2 separate regions of the Mus musculus genome follow, and region 2 is linked to region 1. A link is a contact called in ENCODE Hi-C or POLR2A ChIA-PET data. All regions are on one chromosome and are shown on one strand. The core of a region is the stretch at or near the end of the contact, and the rest is flanking DNA. Distances in the headings are between cores, read along the strand shown.

Region 1 (6,362 bases), core at 2,174-4,673:
CCATAGTGCACTTGGCATTGAAAAACCCTACCTTGGTTTCAACTGAATTGCATTCTTTATCAAATGCCCCAAACAGTGTGATCTATTACACTGTGTGAAGGAGGTGAAAGGAAAAAAAAAAAAATGTCCTGGAAATCCCCAGTAGGGGGAAAAGGCAATATTTCTAACCAAAACTGCCATCTGAACAAATCTCAAGGTCACCTTGCTAAAACCATATAGTCACTTTCTTATGGCTTGTTCAATTTGGTTTTAATTTTTCAGTGCCCCAACGGTTATTTTCTTCTAACAGTGGTTTCATTTTCTAATTTATTAAAAAGGTAACACTTCCCGCTTAAAATCTGTTGATATGATATGAATGGATGAAAATGAGTGCAAATATCTGATTGCGAACTCCTAGCAGCCCCGTCCTTCCAGGGTGATTAGACCAGCAAGCGCTGCAGGCAGCAGGCAGCACTCCCAGGGCTGTTCACCTTCTGCCTGCCAGAGGAGCGCCCACATAAATCAAGGCCATGCTTGCTATTAGTTCTAGTCAAAATATTTGGGTATAAGGTAAGATTAAATGGCCAAGGCTTGGGGCTATCCTTTGGTTTGAATTATCCAGGATAAACCTGTTCTTTCATTGTTTGAGAGTGGGGGGTGTCAAAGGTTGATTCAACAAAATTTTATATAAACTGTACTAAAAAGGAATAATTTAACATTTATTTTTTAAAAAAATAAAGGCATTTAATTTTTAGTACATTGATTCCATAAAAAATATAACTGTTCAAACTATTATACTGTCATTCTTTCAAGGATATTACTAACTAAGAGTTGGGAGTAGTAACTTTATTTTTGCATTTCCATTCAGTTACTTTTTTAAAGGAAAGGCATGAAAAGAGGACAAATATTGAAATGGTAGTGAAAAGCTACTGTAATCAAAAAGCCAAACAATGACAAAGAAAAATCATGATTACAAAAAACCATAAATTTGAGCACCTATCTCAGCAAACACTTGTGTGGCATCTGATGATTTACATGACGAGCATAGGAAACATAAAGTGAGATTATTTTCTTTCTTGTAAAAGCAAAGGACTTGAAACTCCTGTAAAGGTTGGTTTCTAACTAATTCACACTGTGCCATGCATTTTAAGAGCCTTGACTGCTTACAGCTACCAGGATCCATATCTCTTCTTCAATTTAAAAAAGAACGCACTATCTTTATATCTATATACCATAGAGCTATGACAGCAATACCTCTAAAATCCAAGTCAATGCAATCACTTTGTTATAACTTTATACTTCTAAATTGTACCATGCACTTTCTCCCAAGAACACCTGAGTGATGGACTTGCCGTCATCCTGCCTCCCCAGAAGATTCAAGGGACAAGTGACTACTGAGAGCCTCTAAGGATGTTAATTACACAAAAAATCTTAACAACTTTCTTTGAAAGCTTGTTTAACGTTGTTTTAAGCCATGAAGACTAGCTCACTTTCCTCTATTCCTTTACCATAGATCACACCCACGAGCTAAAAACATCTCCTAAGAATAAAATGTAAAGCTAACTTGTAATCTGCAAAGTTATTATTTTGATATTTGTTTCTAATCCCTCATGTATTTTAGAAAAAACTAATTTCAAACATTATGCTAGTCCAACCTCTAATTTAAAAGATGGCAGAACTACACAGGAAGTTAGGATTAGCAGGTAAATGTATAATCCTGCTCTCTTTACAGGATACAGGAGAGAGCGAAAACAGTCTGTAATCTGTGAGGGTCAGTGGGTGACGGCTGTTGTAGTCATACAACATAGGATGTTGGAAGAGTGACTGTGGGTCCAAGCTTTAGAAGCAAAACCGGGTTGTTATTTTTTTTAATTACAAATATGGACAACCTAAAAACGATGACATTTCTGGAACAAAACATTTTTCTGATCTAATTATTAAGATATTTTTCTAAACATGCAATTCCTGCATTGCCCCTCCCGCCACCCCATAAAATGTTAACTGTAATGAGACCAAACTGGTACTCCTCTAAGCTCTCATATAAGAAACTAAAACATTTCCTTAAATCAGCATCGACAGTTCTTTCATCATTTCTCTTAGTGCTATCCATGAATGATGAGAAGCATTTCTCAGAGTGACATAGCACACCCTCACCCTGCATCATGTTCATACAAACACAAGTCTCCATCCACACATAATGCAAACAACCCAACAGCTTAACAAGGTATTCTATGATGCTTGGTCTCATACTGTTGCAACTGTAACTTACTAGTTCAAATGTACCTTTTAGAGGACATTGTTTTTAACGATTAAAACACACAGTTAACAGCACAGGCATCTAAGCGAAACTTTTTAATCCATGATCTATATTGAAAGGAATGTTTTAGAGACAACCAAACTAAAATTATTCCATTTCCAGATGTTAGCATCTACAAGACAAAGTATATGGTGGTATCTAAGACCATCAGGATAGGTGAGACTTGTGATACTCTAAAAAGATGTATTTTTTATTTTGTGCAGAACTATCGAGCTTTTCTTGATGCTTAGTGGAACTACACACCTCCAGACATTACTGACCTAACTGAGGAACTGAGGAACCGCATTTCAACTCCTACAAGTAAGTTCCTATAAATGGGAATGTAAAACCAAAAAGGGGAAGATGAGGTTGCAAAGATGAAGTTCCTTGATCACATGATACAGGAAGTAGGAGTTTTAACACAGCCTTCCTTTTTCACTTTTAATAGTTACTGAGGCTTTAGAAATAGTGGCTATTTGAAAATCGGGCACCCTTCAAAACTATAAACATGTTTGGCCTGACTGTTCAAGAAAATGGGGGTGGGGTTGGAAATAGTGCCTTTTGGCCTCCTAACTCCCAACACCTGCGGCCCTGCAGATGCACCTGCATCCTTACTGGCCAGGCCACCCAGGCAGGACCTAGTGCTTGGACTTCTGCTTTCGCAGTTCTCAAACATGCATTCATCAACATTTGCTGTCCATCTCCCGCCCTCACATTCCGGTCTTCATGAAACGCATAACTGTCCGGCTGTCCAGGGAGGATCAGCACATTTCAGCATACACGCCCACTCCCTTCTAGTCCCGACATCCCAGTCCCCCTATACGGCCCGCCCCCCACCGTCCGCATAGGGTGAGGGCTAAGCGCTTCTGTCCCTGTCGGCTCGCCGTCCCCGCGCCCCCGCCCCTAGCGTCACCGCCCCCTTCCCGCTCTTTACCTGCCAACAGGTTCCTAATTTCCTCAGGGAGAGGGCCGGGAGAAGAGGTACAGCTGGGGTTGGGCATGATAATGGCTTGGACCTAGACTCGCAATAGCGGTCCGAGTAAGCACCGAGAGGCTACGACTCCGGACACGGCCCGTCCGAGACTGCCAACAAGGAAGTCACTAGCTCTCCAGCCAGCGGTCGCTGGACGCCGGGCCCTGCCCCCTCCCCGCCCGGGAGAATTGGGCGGGGCTATGGGTGAAGGGGCGGGGAGACCGGCCTTAAAACCTGACTGCGCTTGCGTAGACCTTGCTTTCTGACTGTCCGAAGAAAGCGCCTCCGGGTAGACCACGCCCACACACAGCCGGGAAGGCCACGCCCATACGCGGAAGCGAGCAGGAGGCGAGGCCTCCGAAGGAAGGGAGCGAATTGGAGCTGTGTCACCTGACCGGCCCTTGAAGCTCGTCCGCGCCATTTTCGTTACTGGTATGTCAGCCACACCTCTCTTTCTCCAGGATTCCGGAAAATAAAGCCTCCGCAAGGCTTACGCACTTTCCCTTTAAGGGGTCATCTAAATACTGGTCTTTTCCACCAAGGTTTAAACCCCCGTCTGGTAACCCACCAAGAAGTTTCTACCATTACCCCCCAACTAGCATGGCTTTCTTTGTCCCACTAGATGAAGGTAACGGAGTCCCATTTTCCGCCAATCCTTCCTGAGAGTCTTAGTCCTAAAACGGCGGAGCGTTCTGATTGGCGCTGACATTACTTTCCTACTTATTCTTGGTGTGGTTGATTTCTCTCGCTCTGACGGAATTAGTTCTAGATAATATCCTTTTAGGGTCAGGCACCTGAAATGTGCCAGAAAGCCACCTGTACCGTTGCCCGCTCTAAGTATTTTTTAATTGCAAATAGTGGTTAGAACAGGGAAAATATAAAATTTACTTCAATCTAGTCAGCAAAGGTTGAGTCTTTCAATATTACACGTTTACACTTAAAATCCAAAAAGTTCTGGGTCCTTTAGTCTTTAAAATGGGTGGTGTGTGTGTGTGTGTGTGTGTGTAGAAATGATAATTACATTCAAGTGCCATCAACCTTTACAATCCATTAAAACCTACTGTGTAGACATATTTGTCATGTAGATGACGCTACCAGAGCTACTTAAATACAAAAGAGGATGATACGAGTCTTCAGAGAGGAACTGACAAGGGAAAACATTTTGAATGTAAAGTGTGTATTTAGTTAAAAATATGCTTGGAAAGGTGGCTAATGATACACATCAAGTTGCACCTTCCACTTTCCTTTGCCAGGCACATCATTTTCAAAATGACATCTGAATATCACCTACCTACATTGGTAGAAACAAACAGTGGTTTGTTTGTTCTTATTTCTCCTAAGTTGTGCTCAGAATGTTGTGTCAAAGCTCCAATCAGGAGTATGTTTGTAGGAGGCACAGTATGGTGTGGGGGAAGGGGGTGTCTCTGTGAGACATGCTGAGATACCAGCACAGGAAAGTATAGTATAGAATATTTTGGGCATGGGGAGGGGAATTGAGTGGAGACAGAGAAAAGCAGAGAGAGGGGGAGAGGAGGGGAGAAGACAGGAGAGGAAAGGAGAGGAGAGGAGAGGAGAGGAGAGGAGAGGAGAGGAGAGGGGAGGGGAGGGGAGGGGAGGAGAGGCAGGCAATAAGCATGTGGAGAGCACAGGGAGGGGCATGGAGAGAGAGGGTAAGGAGCAGGAGCAATAGAAGAGAAGGGAGCAAGAGAGAGAGGGAGAGAGAAGGGGGGCAAGCAGCCCCTTTTATAGTGAGTCAGGCACACCTGACTGTTGCCAGCTAACTGTGAGGCGGAGCCTAGACTAAATGCCAACACATGTACCCTGCAGCTTTCTCCTCCTCCTTCTTCTTCTTGTTCTTCTCCCTCTCCCCCTCTTCCTCTTCCTCTTCTTCTCCATTTATCTATTTATTGTTTTGTTTTCAAGACAGGGTCTCTCTGTCTTAGAACTCACTAGACCAGGCTGTCCTTGAACTCACAGAGCACCACCTGCTTTTACCTCAATGAGTGCTGAGATTAAAGGCATGTGCCACTATCCCAGCTTTTTTTTCCCCTCCAGCTTTCTTTAGACCAATGTTCTTTATACTTTAGTCGGCCTTAGAATCACAGAGAGAAGCTACTAAAATGTGGAGCCTAAAGTCCTACCAAAGAAATTCGGATTAAATGGAAAACAGCATTTAATTTAATTTTGGTTTTGAGAACTATATTACTACTGTTTCCTAACTCTTAACAAAGTAAAATTTGTAATAAGTGTCATCTTCAACTAGAATAAAATAGTTCTATTAATATTTCATCAAAAAGTGTCAGGGCTGGGGGACAGCACAGAGCATCAGAGCATGTGCTTAGCATGTACAGTTAGCAGTACCAAGTGAGTACATACCTGTGTTTTTCAGATTGTACTATGACATTTATGTCATTCTCAAAGAGATGATATAAAACATTGATTTTAAAAAGGAAAATTGAAATCTATAGGTACCTATATCTTACAAAACAGCAAAAACAAAAGCTTAATAAGTAAAACATGCATAATGATAACAAAAAAGACATCTCCAAAGTGTCTGTTTAATCAAAATGGAATCCAAAGTCCCTACCCAGATGAGCAATGTGATAAGTTATTAGAAAAAAAAAAGAGTGCTGAAAATTAGAATTCTCTCTTGTGGAGTTAAAAATGAATTTCATTCTTCCGACTTGAAAGAATTAAGAACTGTTAATAAACTACAAGCTAATCCACTTTTCTAAATAAGAAACTATTGCATAGGCAGTCTGTGTTAGGAAGGATTATCCCTTCCTTTAGTCTTGTCCTACAGAATGTTCTGTCTTCTCACATGTTTTATTAAGAGGCTCTAAATGTTTCAATACTTTGTTGCCTTCAGAAAGAACTGACTACATTTATTTTTATTCTTCTGTCTTTTTTATTTGTACTCCATTCATTCCACAAAGGAATTGAGGTGATTTGCTCTGTATCAAATAGACAGCTCTCTCGAGTAGATCAAATGGGCAGTGTCTGCTCTGCTCATTATGACAGATCACTCTTGTTAGCAAGAGACAAAAAAATATTAAGATTGCCTTAAATGTAGAGCATCTAGGAGTCCAAATCAAAAAGGCAATACCAGAAAAT
Region 2 (6,362 bases), core at 1,935-4,434, 160 kb after region 1:
CTTTGTATACTTTTGTTGGTCATATTTGTTATTTGGTCCATTTTCCTGCTTCAGAAATACTAAGTAAAGAAAAACATCTTTTTAAAAAACCCTAAAAGTCTCTTATTTAAAAAATACTTTATAGAAATGAAATCTGTGTTCTCCTGGTTTTCAACTTCTGCATGGTAAATTTCTAATTCTCAGCAAGAAAAGTTCCTTGGAAGTCTTACATGTTCACACCCAGACACACATTCAGAATGCTAGTCCCTCTGACCATTAAAAAAGCTATAACAATAAATCTATGTAGATAATGTTTAACATTTCAAAGCCCTAACTATGGCCATTCAATCCCAGAGTTATCCAACTTTTCTAGAAGTACCAGCTGTCAACCAGGAATATGTGTGTGTGTGTGTGTGTGTGTGTGTGTGTGTGTGTGTGTGTGTATCAAGCATCCACCAATGGGCGATTACAATTTTGTTCTTAATAATGAACCCCCTTAGATTTCATCATTAAACCAACAATCTGATCAACATCTGGAAAACAGGCACAATTAACTTTCCAGAACCTCAATAAAAATTACAGCAACACTTATCCAGAATTATTGTGTATGGTCATGAAGCCTGAGTGTTGTTTCCCTTTTGGAAATATCTAGGAAGTTACAGATAACAGCATGAAAAGTAAATAAAGGGTAAAATAAAATTTAAGAGTGAATTACAACTTAATGTCTACTTTTCTAGTTCTTACACTGAAAACAGTTCCCATTACATTTGGCAGCATTAATGTCTGTCATTATAAATTTTTGAGGTACCAAGCTTAATTAAGGTAAACGTCGGGTTAAGAAAATTACTCTAGACATTTGAACAGCAAAATATTAGGTAAACAAAATGAAGTTGATTTTGAGCATGCGGTATTTCTAGTGACTTTCTGAGCCATTAGCACAGGCTATACCAGCATACAGCTTGCTTAAGCCTTTTTCCATTGTACTGTACATGGTCTTGTAAAAATAACAAAAAATATCTTTAAAAATCAAAGTGCCTAGGGCAGCGTCCACAAACTTAAAATATGAATTCAGCTCAGAGATCCCATTGTTTGAGGTCCGCAATCACCTTGGAGTCCACACAACCCGCCCCCTCCAGCCCCCAAAGTTTCAATCTAGTAAATAAGTTGGAGATTTGCCAGCCAGGAAACTTTGCTTTGTCCCCCTAAGCAAGGGCTGAGGGTGGAGGGAGATTCCTTCCCGACGCTCTGTTCCTGGACAATAACCTCCAGGTGCAAGAGCTGAAGCGAGTTGAGGAGGCTGAACTGAGAACAGGATGCAAGAAGCCCTGTTGTCTCTACACCACAAGGTATGCCCAAATTCGACACCTTCAGTCTCTGCTCCCTCTCCTCCCCTCACCCGAGTTTGAAAGGGGACGTCGAGATAGAAGCCCCGGTTCCCACTCCACTCCTCTCTCTATCTCTCACCAACCCAGAAAAGTTGATGCTGGGCTAGGGAAGAGGGGAGAGTGGGGGCGGGGATGGGAGCGCGGCCTGAACTGAAGTGTGAGGGTATCAGTCACTGCCGGCGAGGAAGCTCCGGCTTGTGAACTCTTCTTGAACCGAGATTTAAGTCTGCAGCCATAAATCACTGAGACATACACTCCACCATTCAACGCTGAGAGCGGCCGGTAGTGGCCCCGCTTACCTTAACTTCTGACGGCCGCCGCGGGCTCGGGCTCAGGCTGCGGCCCCGGGTCCCCTCGGCGCGGGATGCCACCGACCCTCAGCATCCGCCGAGCCGGCGTGCGGGCGGGCGTGCGGGCGTGCGGGCGTGCGGGCGTGCGGGCGGGAGACCCCAAGGCCGGGACTCGGCGGAGAGCCGGACCGCTGGCTGCTCCGGCGGCTGGCCCCCGGCGGACTGGGGCGGCTGGACCCCCTCCCCTCCCCTCCCCTCCCCCACGCCCGCCCCCGCCCTACCCGCGGCCGCGGCCCCAGATAAGCGCTGGCGCGGCCGGGCTCCGCGGGGCTAGTGGCACCGACTTGGGTATGTTTCTTATGAATACTGCGCCGAGCAGGGGTCGGTCGGGGGGTGCGGTAAGGGGTGCCGGGGCGGGCGGGAGGGGAGAGCAGAGCGGCTAGGGAAGCGCCGGCGTGGGGGGATGGGGCTGAGGCGAGGGGAGGAACAGGAGCAGAGCGAGCTCCGCGGCAGCGGGAGGAGGGCGGCCTCCCCCACCCCACGCCCTCCCTCTCCTTCCTAGGCGTCACTAAAGTCCAGGAAAATTATGCTAATGAGGACAAACGGCTTTCACAAAGGGGCTCTCTTGTGGGGTTCTATTTTTTAAGAATCTGTCTGAGAAACCACGCAATTCCCTGCCATGGACATTTTCATGGGGTGGGGGGTGGGGAAAGAAGAGAAGAAGAAATGAGTTGCCCTGACTTTGGGCAGTTTTCTTCACCTGCCGCTCCCAATACAGACACCCTAAAGCCAGTCCCTGTGGTGTAGGGCCTATTTCCAGACACCTCCCAAATGCAATTCAACTGCCTTTGGTTAAATTTCTAGGCTTAACGGAAGGAAGTATCCCAGGGAGATGGACAACTGTCCCTACAGTAAAATGAACCTTTGTGGGCTCAGGCACACACAAAGATATTCAGAAACTTAAGTCTCCACCTCTTGTGTACCCATTGCACAGTACCGGCGGGCACGGAAGCAGGTAGTCCATGAGGAAGATAGCTAAGGAACCAACACAAATGGACATCCGGGATATTTCACCCTCTAATTAGTTGAATGGCCTTCCTTTTGCTTGGTTGAGGAAAAGCCTACATTTGCTTGGTAATATGCCACAACGTTAAAGAGGATGGGGTCGTTCCCAATGCCCCGTTCAGCTTCCCAGCTTCAGAAACAAACTCCTCCAAAGCACGGGGGGGGGGGGGGGCGGAGAAGAGAGAAAAGGAGCTTTCGTGCAATTCCGAGGCGTCAACGAGGGTCCCTCTCAAAGGAAGGTGTTAAAAATATAAGTAGTATGTTTAAACTGTCAGGGAGCCAAAGTGTCACCTTAGAGCAAAAACAAAGCCAGGGGGGAAAGGGAGAAATCAAAAAAGCACTCCGGGCCAGGGTGGCCTCATGCATACCAATGGTTTTTGTCATTTATGGCTGGGCAAGATTTATGACTCGGCTCCCCAAAGCTGTAAACAGAGCACAAAACAGCAAACACTTGCTCCTTATGGCAGATTGCAGCGGCGCAACTTGAAAGGGAAGAGCCCGGGACGTGTAGGAGGTGAGAGCCGGCCGCAAAATCCGCTCGGCCGCTTTTTCTCTTCAAACCCTCAGGGTCGGATGTGGCATTTGAAGAAAGAAGGCGTGGGTCAATAATCAACCCGCACTTTCTCCTCCAAACTGCTGACGCGACTCTCACCGCCTTCTCAGCTAAGCCAGCTGCAGGGAAGGCCGTGAGAACCAGACCTAGGAGTGGACTGTCTGAGCCAAGGGGGCTGAGAGCGTTGGAGCAAAGGGCTAGGGCGTATGCAACGCATACCTTTCTTGCACCACCAAATCAAGCAGCCCGAGTGCCAAGACCAGGCCGGACCGAAGGAAGTGCAGGAGCCGCGGGAGAGCTCAGCTCCGTGCGCCCTCGACTAGCACCTAGGTGGCTCTGGGCGGTGGGTCCCAGCCGGCAAAATAGAGCTCTGATTTCAATAAGCGGGTCTGGCGTCCTGGCACATAGATTGCGGGTACCCGCGGCTCATCTGAAATCCAAAAGGCTGGCTTTGAAGCAAGCATAGGCGAGATTGTTAAAATTAATAATTTATAATAGCAAGGTTTTGTTGGCTTGTTACTGGGTTGTGATCGAAGATTCGCTGCTATTTGATATCCATTTCTAGAAATTGCTCACTGCCGCTTTCCAGGCGAATCCCGCAGTTCCACAGCCTCTCCCAAACCACCAAGCTTTTCTTTGCTCAGCATCCGTGGGCTTCCCCATCTTTTCTAAGTCCCGTGATTTCCAGAGTGACCAGAAGAAGCGTTTTCTAAGGCACAGAAGAGTACTTGTAGCAACGGGGTGCCTGATGGAACCTTTCTGCCATTCAAGGGGTGTCCTGCCCATCTCTGAGGGGGCTCACCGCTCCAAGACTCTCTGTGCAAGCCAGGGAGGAAGGTGAGGAGTAACTTTTGGCAAGAAGTATCGTTAAAATCCAAAGATGGGGAGGGAAGGTATTGAGGAAATATGCTGGCCTATGAAGATGAGGATGGAACTTTGAGAGTCCAGGGGACCAGTCTTTCTAATAGCTAATCGTTTGGCCATAACCTGGGTGGCTTTAGCTCTTTCCTGGGAGGGGAGAGAAAAAGCCAACTGTGCTCTATGAAAGCAGTTATTGGCTTCTTACTGTGCATGCTTTTTATACAGAACCAGGCTGGAGAGTCTGTTGTTAGATATTTATTCTCTTGTCGGCACTGAAGCCACAATAAAAAGATGCCTCTAACAAACCTTTACTCCATTTCTCCTTCTTTCTAGTGAAACTATATTATTTATGAGTCTTTAACTGGGTCAAAAATGCACCAGAACTGGGTCATAAATCATATGAAATGCTGACAAGTAATTGAACAGCAATTAAAGCTTACATTTTATTTCCAAGGGGTGTTTTAGAGCACTCAAACAGCCTCAGTTAAGCACAGTTACCACCGAGGTCTGCACGAGGGAGGGCAGAATCCACCCTGCCTGGGGAAGTAAATCTCACTCAAGTCGGAGAAGCCTGGTTTGAATTTTTTAAATAAAGGAATATGAATATTTTTTTTTAACTAAAGAAGGCAAATTTGATTCCTAACTCCTCACAGGGATCTCTTTATCTGCTTCAAGGAGCAAAGTAAAGACTAATTTCTTTCACCTTTCCAAAGACTTTCACTCTTCCCAGGAGCAGAAGGTCCCCAAAGCCCAATTAGCCCCAGCCTGGCCAATATTTTGGAGCGGAGCAGTTTAACTAATCTCCCTCCATACAGGCAATAGCTCCCTTTCAGGGGATATAAAGCCAGAGAAATGTTGTCTCTGCTTGCTAAGGACTACAGCTACAGAATTCCCTCCAATCTTGGGCACATAGGCCAGTTCTTTAACTCTCCAGGCTGGCTTAGGGTGTACAGAAAGCACCCAACCCAAAAACACTGGTGGGAGCTCAAACTAAGCCCCAGACCCCCTTCTGCAAATCACACCGACCAGACCTCCGGGCAGCTGGCATGCTCCCCAGCACCCCAGGCTTCTCTCTCTCCATCCCTCCCAGGCAGCTATTGCTCTGGAAACAATGGCATGCCCTCCAGGTTGGACTCACTGGGTCCGGCATTGGGAACTCTGCCTCCCCCCCCCCCCAACCCAGCACTGAACAAAGTGGCTGGAAGCATCATCAGTAAAATGGCAGTGTGTCTGCACATTCTCCTCATTGATTTTCCTCTTACATTTGCTCAGGCTGCTCAGGTCAGCCCTAACCCTTCACCCTGCTCAGCAAACACTGGCCAAATGGAGAGAGACCCCCTTTCTCAGCTACTGGCCCACACCTTTGTCATAAGGTCTGGCCCTTCTAGCTTCTTGCTGGCCACCTCTCCTAACCAGAGCTTCCAGCCACCTCTGCTGCCTGAGAGAACCCTACCTCCGTCTGGAGCTTAGCTCCTGGGACTTCAGCCCTTCAGGTTGCAGTGGGACAAAGCAACCCCAAAACTAGAGACTACTAGGCCCATCTTGTAGCCCCCAAGTGCCCTCTTCTTTACATCCCACAATACTTTCCAGGGAATTAAACTCAGAGTCTGAGGAGCTACTGGGAATCTTTCAAATGCTTTCAGTTCTAAAACAGAAACAAAGGAAGACAGAGGGAGGGTGAGGGTCCTGTGCATGATCCAGGGTCTCCTTGCCTGACCTCTGTCTCCCACAGCCATAACTCACCCTAGGTATGAACAATCAGAGGAAATACCTTAAAATAAATCCCATCCTCCTGGTGTGGCCGAGAGTCCCATCGGCTAGCTTGCCCAGAACTGCTCCATGAGAACTGAAAACTGCAAACCGCTGGAAGAGCACTCGCTCGCTCCGGAGAAGGGGAAGGAGATGGAGAAGGAGGAGGTGGGTGCGTGGGGGGTTGGGGGGGGAAGCTTTCGCTCTAAAAAGAACCTAGAAATGTAATCGCCAACGAAGCCTGCCTGGGTCTCCGCTCCCAATACCACAATAATGTGCAGCATCGTGTGCTCACGTGGTCAGACGTCAACTTAAATCCTTTTATTTGAAATAGGGAATCACTGAAGGAACCAGGTTTCCAAGCAGAACATTTAGATTTGCGAGAGAAAAGTAGGGACTGTAACCAGTCCAGGGTTGGAGTTCTATCTCACCAGCAAGAGCATGAGGGGGGCACCCCACACACATACATACCACACAAAG

The links. A loop is a pair of places that touch in the nucleus more often than their neighbours do. ChIA-PET counts read pairs that join two places held with the same protein, here RNA polymerase II (POLR2A).
Region 2: POLR2A ChIA-PET joins it to region 1 with 63 read pairs in Patski. The contact joins the promoter of 5730596B20Rik here to the promoter of Skap2 in region 1. A Hi-C loop is called at or near these places in 4 of 37 maps with a recorded cell type or tissue (adrenal gland, heart and left cerebral cortex). POLR2A ChIA-PET finds 5 or more read pairs at or near these places in 2 of 5 experiments (Patski and embryonic stem cell).

Annotation. Positions count from the first base shown.
Region 1 is chr6:52,009,126-52,015,487 of GRCm38, forward strand. Skap2 (src family associated phosphoprotein 2) reads right to left here and starts at 3,424. Exons shown (of 13, transcript NM_018773.2): 1 at 3,210-3,424. The coding sequence starts at 3,276.
Region 2 is chr6:52,173,971-52,180,332 of GRCm38, forward strand. It overlaps 5730596B20Rik (RIKEN cDNA 5730596B20 gene), which reads left to right and starts at 3,185. Exons shown (of 1, transcript NR_163848.1): 1 at 3,185-6,362. All of the region lies in intron 3 of Hoxa3 (homeobox A3), which reads right to left. LOC115490409 (a long non-coding RNA gene) reads left to right here and starts at 1,209. Exons shown (of 2, transcript NR_168044.1): 1 at 1,209-1,325. It overlaps Gm15050 (predicted gene 15050), which reads left to right. Exons shown (of 2, transcript NR_152256.1): 2 at 1-89.